2 separate regions of the Homo sapiens genome follow, and region 2 is linked to region 1. A link is a loop called in an ENCODE intact Hi-C map of the cell type or tissue named here. Cell type or tissue: heart left ventricle. All regions are shown on one strand. Links, peaks and the distances in the headings refer to the core of each region. The heading gives the core; the rest is flanking DNA. Region 1 overlaps DNAH10 (dynein axonemal heavy chain 10). Region 2 overlaps ZNF664-RFLNA (ZNF664-RFLNA readthrough).

Region 1 (8,000 bases), core at 1-8,000:
AGGGACCCCAGGCATTGGATTTAGGGCCCACCCTCACCCCGTATGACCTAATCTTAACTAATTCCATCTACAAAGACCCACTTCCAAATAAGGTCACATCCTGAGGTCCCAGTGGGCACGAATCTTGGTGGGGTGACACTGTTCAAACCACTGTGAGCCAAGCCCTGCTCTAGGTTTTGGGGTTCCGGCCCTCGGGGAGGTGCTGACATCCTAGTGAGTGAGGGCACCCAGGCAGTGAATCAGCCAGTGGTGAAATGAAACTTCCGATTGCGATTGGTGTCATGAAGCAAGTCAGCAAGGAAGGGAGAGAGAGGACGACAGAGGGGCAGGCTCCTTAGAGGGTGGCTCTGGCTGGGCCCGAGTGAGCGTAGGAAGAGGCGATGAGAGGCAGAAGGAGGAGATCGCAGGGAGCCGGTAAGCAGGAGGGGGACCCCAGCATCCTCACTGAACACCGGCGAGGCAGGGCTGGGGGCTATCAGGAGCCATGGGATTTGTCCTGGATGGAGTGGGTGGGACACAGGTGGGCCAGTTGAGGAAGGTCAGAGTCAGGGTGGCTGCCTAGTGCTGGAGGCCCCACGCATGGTGAGGTTTTCTGTCCCACCAGGATCACTGAGGCTGCCACATTGGCCAGAGCCCCTTAGATCCCCGCTAGGGCTCAAGCCAACCTTTGAGGACTGCACTCTGCTCAGAGCCGGGGCCGCGAGTGCATCTCCTCTGAGCCCAAGCTTTACTCACCCCCTGTCCTACCCTGCAGCCGAGGAGAAGAAGAAACTGGCAGAGGAAAAGGCCATGGAGATAGAGGAGCAGAACAAAGTCATTGCCATGGAGAAGGCCGAGGCCGAGACGACCCTGGCAGAGGTCATGCCCATCCTGGAGGCCGCCAAGCTGGAACTGCAGAAGCTGGACAAGTCGGACGTGACTGAGATTAGGTAATGCACCTGAGCCACCATTCTGGGCTTCCATTCCACCTCTGCAAGCCAGTAGTCTCCATGATCGTGGCAACCAGGAGCTTACAAAGGAGCCGATGCCACATGCTGCCACTGTGCCTGGCTCTCTCCATGGTGGAGACTGTTGTTGCCCTCATTTTCGGATGGGGAAAATGAGGCCCAGGGAGATGAGGTGGGCGCCCCAGGCATCCAGATCCCCCAGCTAGTAGGAAGCAGGGCCTGCTGACCTTGAACCCAGGCCAAGGGAAGGATGGAGTGGGGTAAAACAGTGCTCTTCACGGAACATGCGGGGGCAAGTGTCCGCCCTAAGCAGGGGCAGGATGCTCACCATGGGGCTGAGCCCTGCTGAAAACAGCTCTGCAGAGATGTGTGCACACCACGGCCGGACTGGCGATGCCTGAATCCATTTCCAGCCAAGGAAGCTTTCAAGGAGGGTGAGAGTAGGTCACTATTGAGGCCCCCATACATCTTGCAAATCAATCTGTAAGATGACCCTGTCCCCCACACCAGAGGGCTCATCTGCTGTCAGCGAGGGTAACGTGGTGTGGCGTGGGCTAACAAGCTTTCTCCTCGCATGGCTTGGCCTCCCCAGGGCACTGTTCCTGGGCTCTGATGGTCAGTTGAGTCTTGTGAGTAAAGCCCTGGGAGGGAACACTGTCCTGGTGCCAGCCTCCGCCCACTGCCTCTGCCCCTGTGCTGCCTGGCCCCGCACAGACCCCTCGGCGTGGGAGCCTCAGCTCTCTCCTTCCCCACTCTTCATCCAGAAGGAGATCAGTCTTCCTGGCCCCACACACGGGTCTCGCAGCCGAGAGGCTCCGTTCCTGGGTCAGTAATGGGCTTCCATTCTGGGCTCCCGCTGGAGCGGTGCATGTTCCCTGTGCTTCCTATTTCTCTGCCTCTGTGCTGCCTGTGAAGGCTGAGCAGCGCTCCTTGTCCAAGTCCGTGCCCTTGTTTTCTTATTGGTGAAACATTTGTGAATTTGAGCATGGAATTCAGCTCACTCCAGGACAGAATGACCTCCCGGTTCATTCTTGGGAGGTCACTTGGAGGTGCTGCTGTGGTCAGCAAGAAGTCATTAGTTCAGTGTTGAGGATGGTGTCAAGGAGGGTATAAGGATCGATGTATTAAAACTTCAGCACTAGGCGTTGGAAGTTTAGGCTGAGGTACCAGGACACAGTGGAAGTGCACACCCAGCGGAGGGGTAGGAGACACGGTCAGCACACACATCCTCCAGGGAAATTTCTAGCTACCGGTGATAGGATTTGGGCCACTGCTCCCAGGTCAGCAGCATAAAAACATCGTGAAAGCAGAGACTAGGAAGGATTTTTGAAGGGGATTTATTTGAAGAGAAGGAACGGTGAGTCCCTTCCATCAATCCAAGGTGGAGGAGTGGGGGGGAGCTTCCATGGGGCCAAATAGAGGGCGTGGCATGTGTCCCCTGCAGTGAGACAGGCATTGCAGACAGGTGCCCCGCTCACCCCTGAGAAAGCCTAAGTACAAAAGGAATAATTTTTACACATTCATACATGGCTCTGCCTCTTTGCTGTGTGACGTTTAGCAAGTCATCTAACCTCTCTTTGCTCCAGTTTCTTCATTTGTAAAATGTGGATAAGAATTGTCTCGGCTGCATCAGGGTCTTCATGAGGATCATATGAGCCTATATGTGAAGAACTGGGCTGGGCACATGGTCAGAGCCATGTAAGCATTAGCTGTGATTATGGCTCCAGCATCCAAAAGGTATGCTGGGAAAAGCCCACGGCCACTGTGTCCTCTATCAGCTGTGGTCACCTTCCCACACTGCAACAGGTAGTATGGGTATATCATTTCTCATATACACTTCCTGAGGATTTTCATGCATGACCAAGGCAACCAGGTACACAAGGGTCTCTTCTCTTCCTGACTTCAGGTTCTGAGGGTTTGGAGAGCAGGGGATGCCTGCAAATCCTTTTTTCCTTCTTTTATATACAAATTATAACACCCTATGCATATCTTTCTGCATCTTTTCTGCTTAGCAGTATATTTTGGAGAGCTTTTGCATGTTGATGTATGATGAACTTCCCCGATATTTTAGAACATTCCTTCACATTCCATTGTGTGGCTGTGCCGTAATTTATTTAACAAGGCCTTACTGATGAGTTTGTTAAATAAATTGATTGTGTCTCCAGTCTTTTGCCTTTACAAACAGCGTGGCAAAGAATAAATCTGACCATAGTTCATTGTGCACGTGGGCGAGTCCACCTGCAGGATACATTTCTGGAAGTGGAATTGCTGGGTCCCAGGGTGTAGGCATTTATAGTGTTCATAGCTGTTGCCTAATCCCCGCCGTGGGGATGGAACCTATTTATCCTCACCAACAATCCAAACGAGTAGTACCTGCTTTTTCCTAGACTTACCAACAGGGGGCGCGATCACATGTTGGGATTTTTGCATATTTTGTAGATGAGTGGTACTTGTGTAGTTTTAATTTGCATTTCTCTTAGTGTGAGTGAAGCTGGCCTTTTTTTTTTTTCCTATGAGAAAAGTGTGTCTAAGAGTTATGTGTATTTCCTTTTCTGTGAACTTGGTTTGCGTATCTATTGGGTCGTGGTTATTGTTGCTTTTTATTTCAAAACCATTTCCAGGGGCTTTTTATATAATGGGGAGCTCAGCTTTTTATCCATAAGGTGAGTTGCAAATCTTTTCCTGGTTTGTCATGGGCTATTTGACTTTGTTTATGAGGTTTATGTGTGTGTTTGTTTTTGCCATCTATGTTTATTTTTATGTGGCAGGTTTTAGCAATATTTTATTTTGTGGCTTTTTTTTTTGAGACAGAGTCTTGCTCAGTCACCCAGGCTGGAGTGCAGTGGCACGATCTCGGCTCACTGCAACCTCCGCCTCCCGGGTTCACGCCATTCTCCTGCCTCAGCCTCCTGAGTAGCTCCAGCCTCCTGAGTACCTCCAGACGCCCGCCACGACGCCTGGCTAATTTTTTTTTGTATTTTTAGTGGAGATGGGGTTTCACCATGTTAGCCAGGATGGTCTCGATCTCCTGACCTTGTGATCCACCCGCCTCGGCCTCCCAAAGTGCTGGGATTACAGGAGTGAGCCACTGCGCCCGGCCTTTGTGGCTTTTTTTAAATTTATTTTTTGAGACAGAGTCTCATTCTGTCACCTAGGCTGGAGTGCAGTGGCGCGATCTCGGCTCACTGCAACCCCTGCCTTCCAGGTTCAAACGATTCTCCTGCCTCAGCCTCACAAGTAGCTGGGGTTATAGACACCCACCACCATGCCCGGCTAATGTTTGTATTTTTAGTAGAGATGGGCTTTCACCATGTTGGCCAAGCTGGTCTCAAACTCCTGACCTCAGGTGATCCACCCACCTCAGCCTCCCAAAGTGTTGGGATTACAGGCATGAGCCACCGCACCCGACCTATTTTGTGGCTTTTGGATATTGTGTCCTAGTTAAAAGGCCTGATCACACTGCAAGATTGTAAAATAATTTCCCCATGATTTCTTTTGGTACTCTTATGTTTTAATTTTTTATATTTAAATCTTTTATCTATTGAGGATTTTTTTCCTGGGGTTCTGTGTGAGTTTGGATCCAATTTGAGTTTTTCCAGATGAGTAAAATCTGGCTTTTCTCAGGTCATTTGGATGTTAAGCGCAATGAGCCGGCACTTACATCTTGACAATTTTATAATCTTTTAAGTCCTTAAAAAGCGCTTCCTTCTTATCATACTCAATCCTCTTTGTAGAAATCATTAAATGTTAAGGCAGGAAGATGAAGAGTCATGAAGATTAGAAGTAGATGTTTCTCTAACTATAAAACTATAAAAGCCTCCCTTTGTTGCTGGCTCTTGAGTTTCACTTTTCTTCCTTTCATTCATTCAGTAGTCAGTGGGTGTCTGTCCCCCACCCCACCCCTGCCCTGAGCAGGCACTGGGGCCCATCAGCAGTGAGGCAGGCAGGGTCTTCACTGCGTGGCGCTGACACTCTGTTTTCCTATAGGAATCCCATGTGCATGGGGAAATTATGTAGGATTAGGTTAGGAAGGAAAGGTCCTTGCTGCTCTGACAGTGGATGTTGGGACCTGACCTAGTCATGGTCATGGAGGGCGGAGGGGGCACCTTCTCTGAGATTGCAAGGAGCTCGGCTGGAGAAAAAGCAGAGACAGCTGGTGTGTCAGGGGTAGAGTACTGGGAGGTGGGGAGTGGGGTTTATAAGGATTATTTTCCTCTAGGGAGGGTAGCATATCATTCTCCCTTTCTCATTCCTGAGTTTGTTTTGTGATAGAAGAAAGGAATCAAATTAAACAGACATCTCCCTTTCTCTTGACTTGCACCCTCCACATTTCACACACCTTGGTCATCCGGCATTGTGGAAAGTGGTATGTTCTGGATAAGTGAGATCCCAGAGCGTGGCCTGCAACCCAACAGCAGAAAACGTCACTTTGGTAGACTCAGAGGATTTGGGAACTGGAAGGTTCCAGTTCTGCGTCTCTACTTCACAGATGGGGAAACTGACGCCCTGGCTGGTTCCTAACTTGCCCAAGGGCTCAGGACCCCGCCGCAGGCCTGGGCTCCTTCTGTCTTGAATCTGAAAACATCTGCCCCATTCTTTCCCCACCTGCTTGTTCACAGAGCGGTGGCCGGGGCCTGGTTTCCATCCACCCTGAAGGGACCTTTTAAAGACACTTGACAGCCCCGCCGCTTTCCTAAGCAGCCAACACCAGCGTGATCGAGCCTTTTCCCGGGGACTCAGGGCCTTTCTTTCATCACTGGGCTTTGTGCTGAAGTGTGGGCGCCCTCCCTCCTGGCTGTTGCCCTGGCTTGTCCGTACACTATGGGGCCTTCTCTCCTCTGCTGTCTGTGTGGGAGTGTGTGAGGGTTCCGGGGTCAGGAGGGGTGGGGGATTTGCTCACTGCAGAAAGCCTCCAGGTTGCTGTCTGCTCAGGCTGTCTCCTCCCTGTCTCTCTGTCTCCTCCCTGTCTCCCTGTCTCCTCCCTGTCTCTCTGTCTCCTCCCTGTCTCTCTGTCTCCTCCCTGTCTCCCTGTCTCCTCCCTGTCTCTCTGTCTCCTCCCTGTCTCTCTGTCCCCTCCCTGTCTCCTCCCTGTCTTCCTGTCTCCTCCCTGTCTCTCTGTCTCCTCCCTGTCTCCCTGTCTCTGTTCTTGTGCATGTGTCTCCCCCTCTGTCCCTCCATCCCCCTCTTTCTTCTCTGGCTCACCCCAGCCTCCTACCAGAGCACAAATGCCTGGGCCCCTGCCTGGCCGCCCCCACACTGCATCCATGCCCTCCGGGACCTCTGTCTCCTGCTCTTCTCTCCTGCTTTTCCTTCCTCTCCTGCTTTGCCTTGTCTGTGCTGTTCTCTTCCACTTCTGTCTTTCCATGGCGTGGTCTGGGAGACTCCTGTGGCTTTCACTGACCTTGCCTGGCAGTGGGATGCCCCGGTGAGATGGGTTCGGTTCCTTCTCTGGCCTTTGTACCAGCGCTGCTGTTCTGTCTCCTGTTCCGTTGGCAGTTCTGGTTCTCCAGAGGAACAAGGGCAGTGGACATCTGCGTTCTGGAGGAGCAGAGTGATGATCTAGTCTTATCAAAGCCACAGAACACAATTACGGGGCAACATAGCCTGGAAAGAGCCCAGGATGCGGGGACCCCAGGCTTCCCAGGCGGTGTCAGCACAGCCAGTCATGCAAGCTCCCAGGACCCTGTTTGTCCATCTAGTAAATGGGGAGAGATAATGGTTGGTGGTGATGGTGATGGTGATGATGATGATGATAATGACAATAATGACGGCAGCCACCATTTAGAGTCTGAGGAATCAGCCGAGGGTGTAATTAAAACATAGGTGCTCAGGCTGCCCCCTAACCACTGATCCAGACGCTCCGGGGACGGCCTGGGTTTGTATTTTAATGCTGCCCCCGCACCATTCCAGGCGCCTGGTCTGGAACCTGAGAGGGGGACCCGGCCCTGCCCTTAGGGACGCTCCCGCCCAGGAGTGCGGTTTGTGTTGGGACCTGGCTTCTTTCGTTTGCTTGCAGCAGTAGCTCCAGGGACTGTCTTTTGGTTGAGCTCGTTTTTCTGGAGCTCTCTTTCAGGCCAGATCCTGGCCACATCCCGGGGTTGTGACCCACGTGCCTTGGTTTCTTGCCAGGTCGTTTGCTAAGCCCCCGAAGCAGGTGCAGACGGTCTGCGAATGCATCCTCATCATGAAAGGGTACAAAGAGCTGAACTGGAAAACAGCCAAGGGCGTGATGTCCGACCCGAATTTCCTGCGGTCTCTGATGGAGATTGATTTTGATTCGATTACCCAGAGCCAAGTGAAAAACATCAAAGGTGAGTGTAGCCACGTGTGGGAATCGCCAGGGTGGATCTCGGTCTGGCATCTCAGGCTCTGGGACAGGGATGGAGGGCAAGGAGGCTTGTCGTGGGCAGGCCCTCCCCTTCTGGTCAGATGGTATCGGATGGAACAGGCAACTGATGGTCACCAGAGGAAAACAGCAGCCCCATGACGTGACCCAGGGAGAGTGGCTGGGGATGCGCGGCGGCAGCCGTGCCCACTGAGGGTTCGATTCGGCACTAGTCCTAGCTCTCCGTGTCAGGAAACAGGATCTTCTCATTGGAACCTAGCCCAGCCTTGTCTTCTGTGCATCTCACCCAGTGCTGTTCAGTGCACATGCAGAAGCCCAGAGCTAGTCTGACCTTGACTTCCCCCCTTTCTCCTCTTGTCAGTGTCAAGTCTTCTGGAGGTCCCTGGGGAGTGGGCATGGGGGTGGGCAGCATCACTGATGGCCAGCCTCTCCTCCATCTTTGGTTATAGGACTGAGTTCCCCTTGAGCTCAGTTCCTGACCCTGCCCAGTGCTCAGCCAGGCGGTGATAGTGTAATGGTGTTAGTCTTTGCGAAAAGCAATACAAGTTAACGCTGTGTTTGATGGTTTATTTAGACTCTTATCAAATGCTTTTTCTTAGCCCCTTAAAAACAAAAGCAATCTCAACACAAATGACCCCAACCACTACAAAAACCCAAGGCACTCCCTCTGTCTGAATCTTCATTGGATGGACTTCCGTTTATGTGAA
Region 2 (15,650 bases), core at 4,113-12,112, 120 kb after region 1:
TTTAACACATTGATATTTTCTGAATACGAAAACTTAATGAAATTCACATTGTGTCCATAAATACAGTTTTATGGGAACAAAACCATGTTGATCCATTCTTGGCTTGTCTGTGGCTGCTTTGATGCTGCAACAGCAGAATTGCAGAGTTGCAACAGAGATTGAATGGCCCCCAGAGCCTAAAATATTCTTTCTCTGGCTTTTTACCAAAAAAATTTCCCCATCTCTGGTCTAAGTCACTTGTACCAACTGGCTGGAAGTTTCCAGAGAAGGAAAGGAGGGAGGCTGGTGCTTCTAGACAAAGTGCAAAGAAGGATTTACTGAGATTGGGAAGAGAGGTAGGCTCCATGAATGCTGGGGACTGAGCCCCTTATATGAGATGCTTCAGAAGTGAGAGAGCCAGGATGGGTCCTGGCTGCTGAGGACTCAGTGCTGTGCCCCTGGGAACAAATAGCCACATGCAAGCCTGATCTGGAGGAAGGAGGGCCCTCCTGGCTGGCCGCTAGCATCTGTGTAGATGACACTGGCTTCCACACGGGCTGCTGAGCACCACCAGCACAGGGCAGGGCAGAGGCCTCTCTCCTAGACAGTCTTGTTACCACCCAGGAAGCACATTCTGTGAGAGCAGACTTGGGCGGGATTTGATTCCATTTAGACAAATAAATGAGACTTTTTATGCATTAAAGGTTGTAAATAGATGGATACCATTAAACTTCATTGTATTATTCAGATTCTTTGTATTGCATTTACTATTTTCTTACTTGATCTTGAAAGCGTTTAAGGGAACTCTCTTCCACTATGCTTCTGGTTTAATTTTCTCTGTATTTCTAATTCTGTGCAGTTCACTTTATAAATATCCATGATTTTGTTTCAGTTAGGTTTTTTTTTTTTTTTTTTTTTTTTTTGAGATGGAGTCTCGCTCTTTTGCCCAGGCCAGACGGTAGTGGTGCTATCTCGGCTCACTGCAACCTCCGTCTCCAGGGTTCACGCCATTCTCCAGCCTCAGCCTCCTGAGTAGCTGGGACTACAGGCACCCGCCACCGCGCCTGGCTAATTTTTTGTATTTTTAGTAGAGATGGGGTTTCACCATGTTAGCCAGGATGGTCTCGATCTCCTGACCTTGTGATCCACCCCCCTCGGCCTCCCAGAGTGCTGGGATTACAGGCGTGAGCCACCACACCCGGCCTCAGTTGGGCTTTTTATGTGTGTAAAATACCAGGTTCATCCTGTTCAATGGTGTTTGCTTGAGTTCTACATTGATATACCTACCTTCACTCCTAATTTTGTTGGGTTTGACTAAGATATGTTTATCTCTTAAAATTATCTTTTAGTAATTTTGTATTTGGGGAAAAGTATGCGCACATCAGACAATTCAGAGAATAGTCTAGCCTGACTCTCATTCTTGATTTCCAGATCCCCTGCCCCAGAGCAGCCACTTTCCAGTGTGGCTTTCCTGAGATAGTTCCTGTATACACAAATGGAGGTGTGCACACACATCCTGCTGTTTCCCGAGAACATGATTGCATTCTGTGCTTGTGCTGTAGCAATGTCAATTTTCAGTGAGCAGTGCTCCTAGTGACTGTTAGCTACCAGTGCTTGCATTTTTTTTTTGATGGCTCCATTACTTCCCGCCATATGGAAGGCCTCAGTATGTATCACTAGGCCTCTGTTGATGGAAGTTCCCCTGTATTTTCTTCTACTACTTTTAGGCTTTTGTTTTTTACATTTACATCTTTGATCCATCCACAATCTTTTTATTTTTTTCTGTAAGGAATATGGTAGACTCAAATTTTTAAAATTTCCCTGGCTGGTTAGTTATTCTATGACTACTTACTAAATCTTTTCTCCACGGATTTGAAATGCCAACTATATTACAAGTCAAATTCTTATTTGGATCTATTTCTGTTCCAGCCAAATCCCAACTTTTAATTACTGGGGGTTTTTTTTTTTTTTTTTTTTTTTTTTTTTTTTTGAGACAGAGTCTTGCTCTGTTGCCCAGACTGGAGTGCAGTGGTGCCTCCTGAGTTCAAACCATTCTCCTGCCTCAGCCTCCCGAGTAGCTGGGAGTACAGGCGCCCGCCCCAACGCCCGGCTAATTTTTTGTGTTTTTAATAGAGACAAGGTTTCACCATGTTAGCCAGGATGGTCTTGATCTGACCTCGTGATCTGTCCGCCTCAGTGTCCCAAAGTGCTGGGATTACAGGTGTGAGGCACCGCGCCTGGCCAGTTACTGGGCTTTTATTCTTTAATATTTGCACAGCCATGCCCTTTATTACTTTTTTTCCCCAGATTTCCCCCATTTATTCTGAAATGTTTGATCCTTTCCCTTTAAACTCGATTGTATTTTGTCTTAGCTATGTGTTTTGTAAACAACACAGGATAAATTTTTTTGACTGAATGTTAATTCCTCTTTTTAATAAGGACACTCAACACATTATCCTTTTTTGGTGATACGTACTAATTTTTTTTTTTTTGAGACGGAGCTTTGCTCTTGTTGCCCAGGCTGGAGTGCAATGGCGTTATCTTGGCTCGCTGCAACCTCCGCCTCCCAGGTTCAAGCCATTCTCCTGCTTCAGCCTCCTGCGTAGCTGGGATTACAGGTGTGCGCCACCACGCCCAGCTAATTTTTGTGTTTTTAGTAGAGACGGGGTTTCACCATGTTGGCCAGACTGGTCGCAAATTCCTGACCTCAGGTGATCCACCCACCTCGGCCTCCCAAATTCCTCGGCTGGGATTATAGATGTGAGCCACCACGCCTGGCCAATATATACTAATAATCGAATGAGTTATACTATTGCCAGTTGAAAATACCAAAAATAAAGTATGTTTGTGTTTTTATAATTTAAGTAAAATAAGTACAAACCTCAATTCCTCAGGGATTGGTACACCTTATTTTGGAGGAGGGGACAAGGTGTTTCCATTTCTTAGAGTCACCGCTGGTCCATACATCCCGCTGTTTCTGAGTTCTGACTCGGCTTTGCATCTTGACTCTCATGACTCTGCCGCCCTGTGTGTTACTCCATAGACACTGTGGACTCAGGCTGTGTATCGGGGGGTGTCCTTTACTGATGGTTTATAGCAACAGGAGGGTTCCGTCTGCATGTAGGAACTGCATGTTGAATGATAGAACTTCTGTTCTTGCAGTCTCTGGCCATTCCTGTCCCTGAGGAGTCCCACAGCTGCCCTCACAGCAGGCCTTAACCTCCCATGATGCTGTTGGGCCTCTCTTTATCTTTTTTGGGGACGGTGGTGACAGGATCTTGCCCTGTCACCCAGGTTGGAGTGCAGTGGTGCTGTCATAGCTCACTGCAGCCTCAGCCTCTGGGTTCAAGCAATCCTCCCGCCTCAGCCTCCCAAGTAGCTGGGACTATAGGCATGTGCCACCACACCCAGCTAATTTTTAAACTTTTTGTAGAGATGGAGGTAGCAGGGGAGGTCTCACTTTTTTGCTCAGTCTGATTTCGAACTCTCGGCCTCCAGCCAGTCTCCTGCCCTGGCCTCCCAAAGTGCTGGGATTACAGGCGTGAGCCACCATACTTGGCTTCCTTCCCCATTCCTGATCTCCTCTCTCCTTCCTAACCTGCCTGCTTACCCTAAATCCCCCAATTCCTGCCGTGTCTTATAGAGAGCAATCTAGCAATGGCCCTTTCTTCTTCATACCATCTTTGGCTGTACCCACTGTGTCCCACGCCGATAACCACACACATTGCAATGTGGTTCTCAACCGTCACAGAACCTGGGAGAGACTCGGAGGCCTGCTAGTGAAGTTTAACCTGCTTTTATCTCCTGACTACATAGATGTAAGTAACAGGATGCATGGCTGAAGAGTCAATGTGTGGTTTTTCCTTTCTTCCTCTTCAGGACAGCTGGAGGCCAGGCTCTGTGGTTGTCCTTAGCTGGGTGCGGCACTGCTAGGCCCTGCAGGCAGTGGGAGGGCCCCGCATCCCTGGGCCCGAGGAGTCACCCTTAGCTGGGGTTGCCAGATAAAATGCAGACTGCCTAGTTAAATTTGAATTTTAGATACATTGAAAAATATTTCTTGTGAATCTGAAATATGCATTTAACTGGCTGTCCTGTTTTTATTGGCTAAGTCTGGCAGCTCTGCCCTCAGGGAGGCTGGCAAGGGGCGCTAGTATTCCAGAAAGGGGTGGTGCAGGACAGTGTGGGCTGGGTGGAGACCCCTCTTGGGCTGGGATGTGGACGTAGAGAGGCCTTTCTTGTTCCTGCAGTAAAGAGAGAAGCTGCATGCCCCTGAGGACATGCTCCCAGGGGGGACAGAAGGGAAGAACATTGCAGGTTCACAAGAATGAATCAGGTCCTGGGTATCTGGGCCTTAGGGAATGGCTGCATGGGCCAGGGCACCAAGCCAGGGCCCCCGGGCCATGTGGCCCGCCCTCCTTGGAACCACAGAGGACACTAGATCAACTTTAGGTCACTGAGCTGTGCAAGGTGGAACCTCTTGTCAGCGGCGCTCCCCCAGTGACAATGGAGCGGAGATAGTGGTGGACCCATGAGACCACCTGCAAGACTCCAGGGAACCCATTTTCTGGAATTTTCCAAGTTGTTTTGGAATAATTCAGAGGGGGAAGAGGTGGCAGCCCTGAGAGGAAGCTAGAGGACCACCTTCCCCATGGCTGCGCAGATGAACGTGGGTTGGAGAGGAGCTGCTCATGCTCGGAGCTCATCTGGATTTACTGATTTACCCCACACATGGTCACCCATCTGCCATGCACCAAGCACCCTTCAAGGGCGGCACGGACGAGAACAAACACAGCCTTGCCTGCGTGGAGGTCACGCTCTGCAGGGTGGAGACCACTCTCATCTGCAGGGCCCCTTTTGTCATGTTGTCACAGGGATGGCGGGGGGCCCACTGCGGGTGTGATATGCTGATGGGCAACTCTGGCTTTTTAAATATTTTAGCTCCGTGGCTGTGCTAAAAGCTATATTCAGTCCCTATTTTTCCTCTTATTTATTTTGATTGATAAAAATTGTATATATTTATGTACAAGGTGATGTTTTGAAGGACATATGCATCGTGGGATCCCCACAGGATTTGACCCTCGTACAGAGCAGAGCAAGCCTCCTTGACAAAGGGAAGGCAGCAGTGAAGGGTCAGAGGTGCTAATGAGGTGGAGAGGAAGGGGAGGCGCTTGACGGGGAGCAGCACACGCAGAGGCCTGGGTTGGAGGGGCTTGCTTGACAGACGGAAGGAAGGACCTTGAGACAGGGCAGGGAAGGAGGCGGAGTGTCGGGGAAGGGAGCTTGGAGAAGCAGGGAAGGGATGGCCCTTCAGGGCCTTGGTTAGGGTTTCAGTCTCATCCAAGGACAGTGGGAGCCCCCAACTCCCCCCAAGTGGTTCCAGTTAGGTGGGGGCAGTGCTGCCCAGTGGAGAGGGGTCTCCACTTTTTGGAGGTGGGAGGGAAGGCACAGAGATAATGAACCAAGGAAAGGGCCGCACAGTAGCTGAGAAGTGAGGAGGCCAGCCCTGGGGGCAGGCGGTGGCAGAGATGGGCAGAGGCATATCTACAGGAAGGAGATTTGGGAGGAACAATCCATAGAACTTGCTGGATTGGATTTGGAGTGCATGTTAGTTTCCTATCGTCACTGTCCCAAATCACCACACATTTTGGAGGCTTAAAGTAAATGTATTCTCTAGTAGTTCTGGGGGTCAGAAGTTTGGAGTAGGTCCAAGGTGTTGGGACTGTGCACCCTCCAGCCGCTTTCAGAGAGCATCTCCTTCCTTGCCTTTTCCAGCTTCCAGAGGCATCCGTGTTCCTTTGTCCCTTGGCCCCAACACTCTGACTTCTGCTTCTGTGGCCACGTCTCCTCCTCTGACTCTAAGCCACCTGCCTCCCTCTTAGGAGGACCCTTATGATGACACAGGGGCCACTCAGATCATCTAGGACCATCTCCCTTCTCAAGGTCCTTCATCACATCCGCAGGGCCCCTTTTGCCATGTTGGTAACATTCCCAGATTCTGGGGATTGGGGCGTGGACACCTTTGGGGACCATGGGTCTGCCCACCACAAGGAGTAAGCAGGAAGGACTCGTCCAGGAAGATTCCCAGTGTCTGGCTCATGCCATGGGATGGTGAGTCGTGCCACTTTTTAAAGGAGGAAGCATCAGGAGAGGACCAGGTTTGAATGACTTTGAGTTGAATTTCTTCCCAACATCGAAGAAGACACTCAAGTCGGCAGAATCTGCAACTGTGGATCTCAAAGGAGAGTCCTGGATGTGTGTGTCATCCGTGAGCAGGCTATATATATACATAGTCTCTCTCTATATAGACAGGAGGTTATTTTAAGGAACTGACTCATGCAGTTGTGGAGGCTGGCAAGTCTAAAATCTGCAGGGCAGGCTGGCAGCCGAGCCCCAGGGAAGGGTGGATGTTGCCACTCCAGCCTGAAGGCTTTCTGAAGGCAGAATCCCCTCTTCCCGGGGAACCTCAGTCTTTTTCTCCCACGGCCTTCACCTGATTAGATGAGACCCACCCATAGCCTGGCAGGTCTTTGGCTTCACTCAGGGGCTACTGACTTCAGTGTTCATCGCATCCCAAAAATACCACAGCAACATCTAGGCAGGTGTTTGACCGAATATCTGAGAACCATGCCAAGCCAAGCTGACACATAAAACTGGCTGTGACACTGCTTATCAGTCGCAGTGAATGACGCCTCCCTGCAGTGAGTGTCCAGGCCCCACACCCAGCAGCCTCCTTCATTTCCCTTTTCCTTTCACATCTGTCAGCAAGCCCTGTCAATTCTGTCCTCAGAATACACCCTGCATCTGTTCCCATCTTCTGAGCTAAAACCCTCTTCCGAGCCACCACCACCTCCTGCTTGCAGGACTGCAGCCATCGTCAGGGCCTCCCTGCTGCCCTGCGGGCCTGTGTCTGCCTCTCCATCTCTTACCTCCATCCACCTGTCTCTGTCACTCTGTTTTTGTATTGTCTCTGTTCATCTGTCTCTCTGTCTCTGCCTCTTTTTATCTCCCTCTCTCTCCCTGTCTGTCTGTGTCCCTGTCTCTTTGTCTTTCTCTGTCTTTGTGTCTGTCTCTTTCTCTCTCTCCACAAGGGCCTGGTCATGGAGGATGGCAGTGGCTGGGGTCTGAGGGAGAAGACGACAAGGACATCACATAGTCATAAGTCTTCCCCTGTCACAGATCCATTAGAGATAGAAGTGCCAAGAAGACGCGGTCCTCGGGGAGGCTGGCATTGACATGGCCAAAGTGACACTGCTCCACCAGAGGCAGCCAAGCCACACGGTGTGGGAGAGCCAGGGACTCCAGGGGAGCCGGGCAGACTTGGGGGTGGCAACTGGGAGCAGCAGCTGAGCCCGAGGGCGTGGCAGCACCCAAGGTGCTGCAGGGTTGGATGCAGAGTGTGGTGAGCCCAGACTCAAAGTCCCTCCACCACATCTAGCTGTGTGACCTTGAGCAAGTGTCTTTACCTCTCTGAGCCTCAGTTTCCTCATCTGTAAAGTATTGTACTGACGAATGACAGTATTTATCTCCGGATGGCTGCGAGGCTGAAGTGAGCTTAAGCAAGTGAAGTCCTCAGCTGGTGTCTGGCACAGAGCAAGGGCTCAGTAGATCTTAGCTGTTATTATTACTATCCCCAGGAAGTGGCAGTGGTCCCAAGTGTTGTGATCTTGCAGAAAGGCTGGCACTGCCCGTCAGAGCTGGCTGTCCCAGTGAAGGTGACAACAGCTGAGCCTGCATCTGGCAGAGGGAGCAGGGTCTGGCAGACCTGGCTGTAGCTGGAAGCGTGGTGGCAGCAGTGGGTTGGCAGCGGTGTGGTGGTCATTTGCCGGCAGGCGAAGCGCTGAGGTCCCAGAGTGCTGCCCAAGAGCCCCGTGTTTGAAGGCACTGGGAGGTGGTCCCTGGTGACTCCAGACCTGCTCAGGTAGATTTTGCAGGGAGCCAGGGCCAAGCAAAAGCAGGAGGGGGAAAAAGCATCTTTTAGTTCCCTTTCTCTGAAAGCAAACAGTCACAAGCTACAAGCCTGGGGCTTGTGAGGATCGCCAACTCTTCTGCGCACCGGTGAGTTCTTGACAATCAGATGAACAGAGGGAAAGAGGCGTGCCCTTGCTAGCCAACTTCCTGGAGCCCTCTCAGCTGGCATCTTGGTGCTTGTACACATTTGAGAGCATCAGCATTTCTTTACAAATGACCCCATCAGCTCGCCAGTCACCTTGCTTTGCTGGAAGTTTGCCTTGGGATTTGGGAGAATTTAGTTGAAACCAGTAACACCCAGCGTGGCCAAATTCCATATGCTCCTTCTGCGTCTGTGTAACAATTTCCTTTCTTTTTTTGAGATGATTCTCACTCTGTTACCCAGGCTGGAGTGCAGTAGCATGATCTCGGCTCACTGCAGCCTCTGCCTCCTCAGTTCAAGTCATTCTCCTGCCTCAGCCTCCCCCAAGCAGCTGGGACCACAGGCGTGTGCCACTACACCCAGCTAATTTTTGTATTATTAGTAGAGACAGGGTTTCACGATATTCAGGCTGGTCTCAAACCCCTGGCCTCAAGTGATCCATCTGCCTCAGCCTCCCAAAGTTCTGGGATTACATGCGTGAGCCACCACACTCAGCCTCTATGTAACAGTTTCTTTGAAATTTGTCGGAAGCAGGTTACCAGGGAGAAATAATATTTTTAATTATTCTTTCATTTATTTATTGTTTGTACATTTTCTGTGTGTGCATTCATCTGCAGGTTGTATCTTGGAATAGACCCCGCAGAGACGTGCAAGTAATGACTTCACATTAACGTGTCACTGGCCTGCCCTTGATGTGTTGGGGGGCCGGGCAAGAGTACAAATGGAGACCCACCTTTAAAAGTCATAAATCAAGGCAGGCATGGTGGCTCATGCCTGCCATCTCAGCATTTTGGGAGGCCAAGGCAGGAAGATCGCTTGAGGCCAGGAGTTGGAGACCAGACTGGGGAACATAGTGAGACCCCATCTCTACAAAATTAAAAATTAGCCGAGCATGGTGGCACACACCTGTAGTCCCAGCTACTTGGGAGGCTGAGGCAGGAGGATCTCTTGAGCCCAGGGGTTCAAGGCTGCAGTGAGCTATGATTGCGCCACCACACTCTAGCCTAGGTGACAGAGTGAGACCCTGTCTCTTTTTTTTAAAAAAAGTTATAAATCAAGTTAGCAAAGCAAATCAAGTTAACAAAGCGGTTCTGACAATGAACTCTTCAGAACCACCTGGAAGGCCAAGCTTTGGCCTTTGGGATGCGGGGACTCCTGAGCTCCCCCTGGGTTGTGGTGGGCAGTAGGGGCTGGCATGTGTCCCACCTGCCTGTGTCCCTTTTTGCTCCACATCCCTTCCTGCCCCACCCGAGTCCTCCTGGAGTCCACACGTGTGGACACCCAGCCCATGATTCGAGCTCTGGCCATCCCTCCACACCACCCCATAGCTGCCCCCTTGCAGGCCCATGGGCAGGGCCGTGGGTACCAGCAGCCTGCTCTTCGGAGGCTGCATCTGAAGAACGGGTTTGTGCAGGCTCTGAAGGAACGCCTGCGCTGTTTCAGAAGGAACCTCCAGTGCCAGGAAATTTGGAGCCTGATACAGAAGCAACATTCCGGTTTGGCACATTCCCTTGACCCTGGAGAGGCTGTGAGTGGGGCCCTCTAAAGCACGGGGCCCAGGACAGAGACCCCTCTCATCCAGGTTCAAGGGAGCGCAGACTGACCGTCCACCTCCACAGATTTAGTTAGCAAAGGTATCAAACTAGACAAGCCCCGGGGAAATTTCTGTCCCTCGTGAGTAAGTAAAAATGATATGTATCAAACAGTAATTTTGAGGAAAGGAAAAAAAAGACAGCAAAACTCATACGATCTCATCTCAGGTTACAGAATCTTAGGCGTTAACTAGCTGATCTCATGTCACAAAAAGTCCGGGTAGGAGAGTCAGCATTTTGGGGTCTTCATCCAATTCCCCAGTGCCCTGGCTTCACACTGGCCAGCTCATTTGACCTCCCCGAGGCAGAGCGACAGGAAAGCACGTGACTCATCTCCTTCTAGCGTGTGTCTGTCCCAACAAAGTCCTAATCAAGATCCCCGAGAGATCCTCGGGCTGCAAGATGCCTGGGAAATATCAATTGTTGTCAGCCTCACAGGCTCCATGCAGGGAATTCCTGCAGGCTCAGAGGCCTTTGTCATCAGGGAGCTTGCAGTCAAACGACTTGTGGTTTTCTTCAGCACTTCGGTATCGGCCAGGATCTCTTTTCTTTTTCTGACACTCTCAGACAAAATGCACAGAACAGTTTACAAGCCCCTCCAAGTTCTCTAGTCCCTCTTGATAATTGCCTCTGAATATTGACACAGTTTTAATATACAAATTTAATACGCAGAGGGATGGTAGATGCGATGACTTGGATAATCCCCATGAGCAGGGAATAATAAAATAGACACGTGGCTTTGGAATTAATTATACTTTATTTGGCTTCATGATTTAGTTTTGAATTATATAATTGACTTTATATTAAGTAAATTTAAGTTACATAGGTGGTTGAGAAAGAACCAATAATCAAATGGAAAAAAGCCAACCTGGGGTTCATTTTTGTTTTCCTTCGTGCGGAATAGAAGTTGCTGATTCACTCGTGGGTGGTTGAGTGTTATTCATATACTCAAGAGCTTATGTTCTTTGTATCATTTGTTTGGGGTATTTTTTTTAAGTTCCGGGGTACATGTGCAGGATGTGCAGGTTTGTTACATAGGTAAATGTGTGCCATGGTGATTAGCCACACCTATCAACCTGTCTCCTAGGTATTAAGCACAGCATGCATTAGCTATTCTTCCTGATGCTCTCCCTGCCCTGTCCCCACCAATAGGCCCCAGTGTGTGTTGTTCCCCTCCCTGTGTCCGTATGTTCTCATTGCTCAGCTCCCACTTATAAGTGAGAAGGTGCAGTGTTTGGTTTTCTGTTCCTGTGTTAGTTTGCTGAGGACAATGGTTTCTAGCTCCATCCATGTCCCTGCAAAGGACATGAACTTGTTCCATTTTATGGCTGCATAGTATTCCATGGTGTATATATGTACCACGTTTTCTTTATCCAGTCTATCTTTGAGGGACCTTTGGGTAGATTCCATGTCTTTGCTATTGTGGTTTTTTTTTTTTTTTTTGAGACGGAGTCTCACTCTGTTGCCCAGGCTGGAGTGCAGTGGCGCGATCTCGGCTCACTGCAAGCTCCGCCTCCCGGGTTCAAGCAGTTCTGCCTCAGCCTCCCGAGTAGCTGGGACTACAGGCACCCGCCACCATGCCTGGCTAATTTTTTGTATTTTTAATAGAGACAGGGTTTCACCGTGTTAGCCAGGATTGCCTCGATCTCCTGACCTCGTGATCCGCCGCCTCGTCCTCCCAAAGTGCTGGGATTACAGGCGTGAGCCACTGCACCCGGCCTATTGTGGGTATTTTTAAAGAACACAACATAGTGAAAGGTGTTTGTTTTTCTTTTACAAAACAAAACAAGTCTAAGATTGAAGGATTTGCTCTGTTGTTCCCATGTTCCTGGGACTAGAGTTGCTATTGCCTTTATTAGCGTTGGTCTATTTTAAAACAACAAAAAACCAAACCAAACCCTGGAGGTATATTTGATTAGCATGGAAGAGTTAAATGCCAGAGTTATCGTACAAAGAGAAATAAGAGACGCTGAGCATTATAAAGACCTGACAAGTCTATGCTGCGTGAACAGAGGCTGAAAATTAAGCCCTGGGTGACTTCAAGTACAGCTTTGGGAAACGATGCAGGGAGCTGTCTGGGAATGAAGGGATGTATGTGCCCCCTCTAGTGGTCAAAAGAGGTGGGGTTGGGAGCTACGCTTTGGATTCTTTACCCCCCAGCCACATACAACTTTCTAAACTTTTTTCCTTAACTTTTTTTCTTTAAAGGAGGACAAAAACTGCCACCCTCCACTTTGTTCTCTGAATTGCTTTTAAAAGACAGTTTTTAAATTTGTCCATAAAACATTTTTCTGACTCACCACAATGCTGTAAAAGCAACCACTCCAGGAGTCACAGAACCCCGTGGTCTCCAGTTTCAACCCCTTCTCTCTTTATGCCTTTGTAAAAATTTGTATTTAGTTCATTTTTTTAGGGACAGGGTCTTGCTCTGTTGTCCAGGCTGTGGTGCAGTGGTGCGATCATAGCTCACTGTAACTTCGAACTCCAGGGCTCAAGTGATCGTCCTGCCTCAGCCTCCTGAGGAGCTGGGACCTCAGGCATATACCACTACGTCTCACTAATTTTTGTATTTTTTGTAGAGACAGGGTCTCACTATGTTGCCCAGGCTGGTCTCCAACTCCTGGTGTCAAGCAGTCCTCCCACCTCAGCCTCCCAAACATGTTGGGATTAAAGGTGTGAGCTACTGTGCTCAGCCCCAGCCTTTCTTATCTCATTTAAATGTTGAACCTGATGACCCAAACACATTTACTTTGTTTCATCTATTTAAATTCTTTGTAAATTCTATGAACTATATAGCAAGGCTAGTTCTTTAATGATCACTCACTTGCAAAATAAAAAAAAAAGATATAATAATGCTAATAAGACTTTTGTAGGAGGTGATGTGATATACAAAATAAAAGCGTGATGTGATTTCCTCAGGCAATTTCTTTGGGAAAATAAAAAAGGAAGTTGATAGTCTAGTGGAGACATCAGATTAGAAACAATTACTTCATTTGTGCCGTGGACTGAAGACACAGATTCCCTTCTGAGAGCTCAGGCCATTGTGTATCAATCATACCACAAATGGGAGTGTTTTAAAAACTCTAAACAACTGTTTGGTGAAACATGCCAAGAACCACCTCTGAGAAGGCAGCCTATTGATAAAGTGGTTCTTTTTGGCTCTAAAAATCCCAAGCACGTGGGTGAACAGGTGCACATGATCTTCCGTTCTCTTTTTCCTGTGGAGTTCATCAATGACTATGATCTGACAGAGGAAAGCTCTGCTAAGAACATAAGGAGACTTAAAAGATGGCGAGGTGGCACAGCAGCTTGGAAGAGCAGGTTTTAGTCTAGAGATGGGAAGTTTTGAGCCTTCAGTGGTTAGAAAAATTCCTTCTCCTCTGCCTTCTCTCCTTCCCTTCAAGGCATCGATGTGTGGAATATAAACCATCTTTATATTTTAGAGGTTGACATCTTGTCTTACAGCAATTCAAAGGGAAGGAGACATGCAGCCCCATTCAAGCACAGGACGTGGACAGAGTGTCCAGGGACTTGCGAAAGTGAGAGGACAAAACTAACTAAAAAGCCACAGGCCCCAATCTACCAGATGACCCAGTAGTTTTACTTCTGGGACAGCCCTGAAGAAGTGAGGATCACCTTGCTAGGGGCTGAAAATCACCCTATCTAGGGTCCTGGGAGCCAGGAGAGGCTTTCTACAGAAGGGCTTTGAGGGATGTGTAGGAGTTCACTTGACAGGTACAGTGAGAAAGCACACTTTAAGCAGAGGAGAGAATATATACCAGTGGTTCTCAACATTAAGCCTACATCAGAACCACCTGGAGGGCTCATGAAAACACCAATCTCTGGGCCTTGCCCCCCAGTTTCTGATTCACTGGGTCTGGGGTAAGGCTTGGGAATTTGTTTTTGTTTTTAACGAGTTCCCAGGGGATGCTGACGCTGTTGTTCTAGGGACCCCACTTTGAAAACTGTAAACTTACATGAAGAACTGAAGCATGAAGTCACAGCCTGCGTCTGGGGAACTGTAACTACCTCGTTGTTGCTGGAATTTGAATTGTCTGAGCAATATGGTTAGAGGGTTAGGGAGGAGTCTCAAATGCCGAGCTGTGGGCATGCAAAATAAAGAAACGCGCCATTTGTGCATTCCAGGAGCAGGCGGCGCTGTGCTGCTGTAACTTTCAATCCCAATTGACATGCCCATTTTCCAGAGGAAGAAATTGCGGAACACAAGGTTCACTGATTGGTCCAAATTCCCCATTTAAGTAAGTGATGGATCTGGGATTCTAAACCGGGCCTCGGGAGACGCTAAAGCCCTTTTTATCTCCCTTGCCAGGGGCTCCATGCTAGAGCACTTAAAATTAAATCTCCGCAACAGAGGCATTGGGGAGAAAAATAATCAGGAAATATCTTGGGCAGGAGATTATAGGATAGGTCGGAAGGGGCTTACACCAGACCCTTTGGGAGACCCGCAAAAGTTGAACTGACAGACTCTTGAGATGTGATGTGGCCGCAGAGCTGGAGAAGGCCGATTAGAGAGGAGAGATGGGAGGGAGGACCTGGGACCCTGCTGGCTGATAGGTTGTGGTGCGTACCATTGAGGCCTTGACTTTGGAGAGATACCTGGTGAAGCCAGCGAGAAAGGCAGGAGGGGTCGGAGGGGCACGTCATGAAGACGTCCTGGGACACGAGGACCCACACGCTCCCTCCTTCCCGGTTACCCAGCCTTTTTCTAAGCCTTTCGTCATTCTGACTGGTTAATTTTGTTATCTTTTATTTTCTCGTCTCACTCATTCTCTTTGAATTTCTCTTCTGTCTTCATGCTCATTATCAGGCTAGCAAATTGTTAACTATGTAAATTTTAAAAGGAAAAATGTCAGCAGGCAGCTGGACAAGACAGAAGAGACAGAACTTCAAATGTTGCAGTCCAGGCTCCTTGGGAGAGTATGTCCTCCTTCTCATGAACAGGGAGAGCAAATGGTGTAACTGACACCCCTAAGTTCATCACGTGGGTGTCATCATTACAACACTTTGCAATATTAGCTTCATTTTCTGCCCCCTGGAGTATTTTGAAGCATATTTCAGATGTTATAACACCTCTAAATACTTTAGAATGTGTCTCTAAAAATAGGGACATCTTCCTACTAACCATGGCACCATCATCATCACACATAAAAGATTAACGCAATTCACTGAATCATCTAACACCAAGTCAATATTCAGACATCCCTAGTATTGAATTATCTAACCCGCAGTCGATATTCAGATATCCCCAGTTATTCCCAATGTCTTTTCCTCCAAGATTTTATCATAAAAATATTTTCAAACATCAGATGAATTGAAGGACTCTTACAGTGAGCATCTATATATCCACCACCTAGTTGTGGAATTACCATTTGGCTGTGTGCTTTCTTGTATACCTGTCCGTCTATCCATCTTTCCAGTCACCCATTAATCCATCTTAATTTTTCAGTGCATTTCAGAGTGAGATGCAGATATCAGCACCCTTCCCCCTAAACACTTCAGCATGAGTATCATTTGCTGGAGTCCAGTATTTATTAGGTTCTTTCCTTTTGAGGTAAAATTGACATATAAATAAAAGACCCAAATTTCCAGTATAATATTTGATGAATTGAGCAAATAGTTAGCTGTCTAACCCAAACCCCTGTGAAGATAGCAAACATTTTCATCACCCCAGAAGGTTCCCCATGTCCCTTCCCAGTCAATCCCCCCACTCCACACAACCCCTGATTTGACTTTTTCCTATCACTGCATCTTCTGGAAGTTCATATAAATAGCATGGTGCCCTTGTGTAAGGCTGCTTTCACATGGCATAATGCTTTTGTTATGTACCCATGTCGTGTGTGTCACAATAGCCTGTGATTTTTATTGTTATGGAGTAGCCTGTCACATGATGTGTCCACCATTTACTCATCCATCACTTGTTGAGGGACATTTAGGCTGAATCTTCCATT

The links. Hi-C counts contacts between places; a loop is a spot of excess contacts. Peaks named below come from ENCODE experiments on the same cell type or tissue, not always from the same donor. Only the 100,000 strongest peaks of a DNase experiment are listed, where the experiment ranks them.
Region 2: a loop joins it to region 1, with 2.3 times the contacts of the local background. A loop is called at or near these places in 45 of 110 quality-filtered maps.

Annotation. Positions count from the first base shown.
Region 1 is chr12:123,902,185-123,910,184 of GRCh38, forward strand. DNAH10 (dynein axonemal heavy chain 10) reads left to right here. Exons shown (of 79, transcript NM_001372106.1): 57 at 755-929; 58 at 7,077-7,258. Among named protein-coding and RNA genes, the nearest start is that of DNAH10OS, 29 kb to the right of the region's middle. RefSeq lists an enhancer at 5,658-5,952. In heart left ventricle, for the core only: a CTCF peak has its summit at 3,350 (motif pointing right); no DNase peak of the experiment used is centred there.
Region 2 is chr12:124,020,679-124,036,328 of GRCh38, forward strand. The region is part of intron 2 of ZNF664-RFLNA (ZNF664-RFLNA readthrough); the gene reads left to right. Among named protein-coding and RNA genes, the nearest start is that of ZNF664-RFLNA, 55 kb to the left of the region's middle. In heart left ventricle, for the core only: CTCF peaks have their summits at 7,764 and 11,794 (motif pointing left); DNase peaks (open chromatin) are centred at 7,693 and 9,456; H3K27ac peaks cover 1,536 bases.